2 separate regions of the Mus musculus genome follow, and region 2 is linked to region 1. Evidence: chromatin loops called from intact Hi-C (ENCODE). Cell type or tissue: left cerebral cortex. All regions are shown on one strand. Links, peaks and the distances in the headings refer to the core of each region. The heading gives the core; the rest is flanking DNA.

Evidence for each region. Peaks named below come from ENCODE experiments on the same cell type or tissue, not always from the same donor. Only the 100,000 strongest peaks of a DNase experiment are listed, where the experiment ranks them.
Region 2: a loop joins it to region 1, with 7 times the contacts of the local background. A loop is called at or near these places in 14 of 42 quality-filtered maps.

Annotation. Positions count from the first base shown.
Region 1 is chr5:10,649,528-10,652,453 of GRCm38, forward strand. No RefSeq gene overlaps it. Among named protein-coding and RNA genes, the nearest start is that of Gm32266, 270 kb to the right of the region's middle. In left cerebral cortex, for the core only: no CTCF peak of the experiment used is centred there; a DNase peak (open chromatin) is centred at 1,555.
Region 2 is chr5:12,556,897-12,559,822 of GRCm38, forward strand. The region is part of intron 11 of Sema3d (sema domain, immunoglobulin domain (Ig), short basic domain, secreted, (semaphorin) 3D); the gene reads left to right. Among named protein-coding and RNA genes, the nearest start is that of Sema3d, 180 kb to the left of the region's middle. In left cerebral cortex, for the core only: a CTCF peak has its summit at 1,232 (motif pointing left); a DNase peak (open chromatin) is centred at 1,223.

The DNA of each region.
Region 1 (2,926 bases), core at 111-2,610:
TCGTTAGTCAAAGGAATGGAAACTGCATAATTACTTCCTGGTTTCCTAATGTACTCTTTGTGTAATCTACAATGTATATTAACACATTAAAGAATAATGCTTTCAGAATCTGATTGAAGTTATTTTAACACAATGAATTTTAATCACATGTTTTAGTAGAATATGTTTCTAGAAACACAGCTTTCTTAACGTAAATCACACTTTCCCAGTGCCACGTACTTTTTGTGAATACCTAACTCCATAAATAATTTTTTTGTGTAGTGTCATATCCTTGTAATCCCTATATTTGGCAAATAAGCAACTGAAGAAAGTCTGAGGCCAATCTTGACTTCATAGTGAAATTCAATTCACAAAATAATATTCATTTTCAAGATTTGCATGATTTAAACTACTTATACATACATATGTTTTAGCTATCTTCCATATATACGTAGTGTCTCATTTTCTTTGTTATTTCTTTTCTTTTCTTCAGTCTTTTTTTTGTGTGTGTGTGTGTCTTTCCTTGTGAACATTTTTTTTCATTTTGAATAGGTTCTCACAGTATAGTCTAGTCTGTCTTCTGCATCCTGAAGGTTGAGATTTAAAAAAAAAAAAAAACAAAAAACAACAACAAAAAAAAATGTCATTCCTCTGACTCCAGTCTCTTTCTACATGTTTTTCTCAATGAATAAATATGAAGCCAATAAATAAATATAATATAATTCATGACTGCATTCTATGTCAAACGGATATCTATGCTTTACTATTTCAAAACAACTATGAAAGTTTACTGAAGGCACAGAAATTTGAGAAATTAAAGGAGACCAGCTTGCCCTCAAAAATTCAGCTCTGTAATAAAACAAAGAATAAACAACATTTTTCTCTTTCAGTAAAATTTCCAATATGCTCTGCCAATAAATCCATATCATCACATACAAACTATACATGTCTTGACTTCATATCATTTAAACAAAGCATGAAAAGGATCATCAGATATTAAAATCTGAAATCAATTCCTACAGAAAATCTGTCATTTACCCATTGTTTATATGATATTTTCTATAAAAACCTTGTTAGGCAAATTTAAATAAGCTTCTTATATTTGATGTAACTTTCAAATGGAAAAAAAATGGGTAATCCTTCAGGTTATTAAAGACAAGTGGTTAGTAATTTTGTTTATGTGCATATTCTTTAAGTTCTTAGGATGCCAAAGGAAACATTTGTTCATTCTTTGTGGCACTGGAACTCTAAAAGAAATTTACTACATGACTCTTCATTTGCAGCATCATATGAGCTTAATGGACATTGGATTCCACCACAGTTCACAGTAAGAAGGAAAATTCTCCTTAGCCTGCAGCAAATTTTTGTTCTAAGTGTGCCCAAAGTATCCCTGCAGTCTTGCAGATCACTGAGGCTCATATTCCTTCACAGTCACTGCAGGATCTCATGCAATTGCTATTTTAAAGTCTCTCAACAGTCACACTGGATTTTATAGTCCAAAGTCAGATGCTACTTGGCATTAATTCTCTCACAGCTCCTTTGTGCTTTTTTATGTGTTTGTTTCCTGCCAGTTTCAAGTGCCAACGTCCACACCCAAAGCTCATGTTTGAGATAGATTTAAAGTTTAAAGCATTCTGTTGTGTTATGTCCCTATACCCTTTCCTTAACTAAACCTGGGATCCTAGTCTCTGTGGGAAGAAATGAGAAGGTAAACACCCTGAAACTGATTCTGGATATAAAGCCACATCACAAATTTTAATTGAATAACTTCATTGGATTTCTTTTAAAAATATTTTGTTTCATCTATTATTTTTGGTGAAAGAAAAGAAGTCGGTCTTTAGACATGATGAAGAATTAAACTTCATGTGGTCTGTGAGTTGCATTGTGGTTATTCCGAGCTTTTTCCCTAATATCCACTTATCAGTGAGTACATATTATGTGTGTACATTTGTGACTGGCTTACCTCACTCACTATGATATTTTCTAGTCATTAGCCTGTAAATTTCATGAAGTCATTGTTTTTAATAACTGAGTACTACTCCATTGTGTAAATGTAACACATTTTTGTATCCATTCCTCTGTTGAGGGACATTTGGGTTGTTTCTAGCTTCTGGCTATTATTAATAAGGCTGCTATGAACATAGTGGAGCAGGTGTCCTTTTTATATGTTGGAGAATCTTTAGTGTATTTATCTAGGGTGGTATAGTTGGGTCCTCAGTTAGTACTATGTTCAATTTTTCTGAGGAACCACCAGACTGATTTCCAGAGTGGTTGTACAAGCTTGCAATCCCACCAGCAATGGAGGAGTGTCCTTCTTTCTCCACATTCTCACCAGCATCTGCTGTTACCTGAGTTTTTGATCTTAGCCATTCTGACTGGTGTGAGGTGGAATCTCAGTGTTGTTTTGATTTGCATTTCTCTGATGACTAAGAGGAGAAGCCTTTTGTCCTGTGAAGGTTCAAGGCCCCAGTGTAAGGGAATGCCAGGAAAGTGAGCTGAGAGTGGGTGGGTGGGTGGGTGGGTGGGTGGGTGGCAGAGCACTCTCATAGAAGCAGAGGGAGTGGGAATGGGATAGGCACTTTGCAGAGGGGAAACTAGCAAAGGGGATAACATGTAGTACTCTACATAATAAAATATTCCAAAATTTAAAAAGAATGTTGATCATTTCTTTAGGTGCTTCTTATTTGAGATTCCTAAGTTGAGAATTCATTGTTTAGCTTTGTGCCCCATTTTTTAATAGGGTTATTTGGTTCTCTGGAGTCTAACTTCTTGAGTTCTTTGTATATATTGGATATATAGGATGTAGGGTTGGTAAATCTCTTTTCCCAATCTGTAGGCTGCCATTTTGTCCTGTTGACAGTGTTCTTTGCCTTGCTGAAGCTTTGCACTTTTATGAGGTCCCATTTGTCTATAGCTGATCTTAGAGCCTGAGCCACTGGTGTTCTGT
Region 2 (2,926 bases), core at 140-2,639, 1.9 Mb after region 1:
GTGAAATTAAGTTTCACAGACTATCAAGTGACTACTCTTGTAAAATTTGAGAATGTAAGAATTGGAATGAGTGATAAAGACATCATAACTCACCCCCTTATTACACTGGAGGAAACTGGTGTCCAGAATGATTAAATCGCACACCCACTCTCATATTACCCAACCAGCAGAATGAAAGTGTGGTGCTGCCCGGTAGAGTTTATGATCACTCTTTTTCTCGTTCTTTGATATAATTTTTATGTCTTTCTTAATGTTTCCCTGGTAAATATATTCCTGCATAACCTACACAAAGTTAGTTTTATTTATTTTATATCATCTCCTGCCACACATATCTGTGTTTATTAAAAGTACAAAATTACAGTTATTTTCTTTTTCCTCCAATTCAAAACATTTATTCAAAGTTATATCTCAATATACCTTATGGCTCCAACATTTTCAAATGTACATACATGATATCTCACTACAGTTTTTGGTCATTGTTGTTTTGAAGCAGGGTCTTATACATCCCAAATAAGCCTGAAACTTACTATATATTCAAAGATGGCTTGAATTCCTGACCTTCCTGCCTTTCTCTCCCAAGTGCTAGGATGACAGATCTGTGCTAACCCACCCAGCATACTTCATACTTTCTTAGGTCACCACAGTGTTGATTATTTCACACAGTTGGATTTGAGAAACACATCAATGGGCATCCATTCATGTGTGCTCATGGACTCATAACTTTTAAAGTGGTAGGTTTCTATTAAGTTAGACTTAAGTTACATAAAGAACTGCATGTATCGTGCTACTTTCTAAGTAACAACAACAGCAGCAACAACAACTTCTGCTATTACAATCATGAACTGTATCATTATGGCCTGGTCTAGCCTCTATATAAGTATAATGAAGTGTTGTAGCCCATAACACTTGACATTTTTATTCTAAAATAGCGAAATATTTCTAACTTGAATGAGATTTGCTAAACACAGGGTTTGTTTTCTATACATCGGCTACAGCCTTTGCTTTTATATTTTCTGCATCCATATTACTTTTATAATTGAACTCTGAATTGATATTCTAGTATGGACCTCAGTTAAGTATTTACTGGCATGGAGTCACTCCCACCTTACTTAATTTTCTTGGTTTTCGTTTAATGTACCAATGCCAAATCTCAACTCCTGGTCCACAGTGCTCTATGTTAGGAACTCCGCACACTCACAGTTATTTTACCTTGGTGACTCTTCTGCCCTCTGGTGTCTGAAATGAGCAACTGAACAAACAGGTTTTCTTTAGATGAATTTTTAGAATCTTTACTGTCCTGTTTGGTTTAGTGCTGTGAAGTTCCAATTGAGAAAAAAAAAAGAAGAAGAAGAAGAAAGAAAAAAAGAAAAGAAAAGGAAGGAAGGAAGGAAGGGAGAGAGAGAGAGAGAGAAAGAGAGAGAGAGAGAGAGAGAGAGAGAGAGAGAGAGAGAGAGAGAGAGAGAAAGGAAGGAAGAAAGAAAGAAAGGTACAAATCAGACATGGAAACCAAATTGGAGAAAGCTAATAGTCTAAAAAAACACCTCATTCTAAGGAGGGTTTGAAAAGAAGTATTTTGATTTTAATAATTAATTTATTATAAATAACTTAATACAGATTTTGTAAATAAACAAGTATATTTTACAGGTATTCTATATTGACAAGGGCTTTGTGTGTGTGCACATATGTGCATGTGTGTGCTCACCTGTGTGTGCTCACCTGTGTGTGCTGTGTTTATTTTGTATGTGTTATATGTGCACATGTGTGAATGTGAGTCTGAAAGTCTGAGATTGGCATCCAGTATCCTCCTCTATTGTTCCTGGTATGTTATTATTTTGGAGACAGAGTTTCTGGGTGAATATGGAGTTCACCAATTTGGCAAGAGTATGTGGTAACTTGCTAGCGAACCCCCTCCTCTGCCTCCATTGCGCCAGAACATGGTTACAGTCATGTTCACACATAGCTGTTTTTTGTTTTGTTTTGTTTTGTTTTGTTTTGTTTTGTTTTGTTTTGTTTTATGTGCTATGAGGGATTGAAAGTCAGATCCCTCTGTTTCTGTAGCAAGCACTTTACAGATTAAGTTATCCTCCCCATCCTAATAAGGCATTTTAATAATTTGCATTGCACAGTGCTTGATGGATTTCTGCTTTAAATCATTCTTCTGTCAAAAGCTGAAAAGAGCTTTCATAATGTGGATGTATAGGAAACATGATTCACTACCCTTAAACTAGTTTGCCCCAGTTTTCAGATTTTGTAAAAATGCTAATTCCCATACAATTTCTTTAGGAATGTCTACTGTTGTTACTGTCAACTTGTCCTGCTTCATATTCAATTATCAAAGCACATGATTATTCTAACTAACCCTCTGTTTTATTGGTGGACGCTGAAAGGAGTCATGGATACTGTCAATGATTCTATCTTCTCCCTCTGCCAGGCAGACACTGCTCAATTATAAGTGCTGAATAACTGAGAGTTCTGTGAATTCCTTGGGTGGAAAGTTTTCAGCGGAGCTATACTTCAAGAAACACAATTTCTAAAACCTGACGGTGCTGAGGATTTTCACAAAACAGCCATCACGACCATTGTTCACTGGATATCAGCACAACTTTAGTTTCTAAACTGGGATTCCCAATTCTCAAGCTACTCGCTATGTCTAATTGTATTTTGATTGATCTGTTAGAGAAATTCCTGCAAGAGAATGCAATCCGAAGAAAAGTGGGGTAACACTTAAAACATTTAAATTCATTAAATTAACTTTTGTATAGTTTGTCATGCCCTAATGGCTACATATTTGGGCAAATCCCTCCTCTACATCTTTAATATCCAATACAATGTCTTTCTTTGCAAAATTTATCTCAGGCTGTTGCCTCGATGACTAAGGGGGATAAGATTCACTTTAGAAAATCTGCATTTTCAAATAATAATAAGA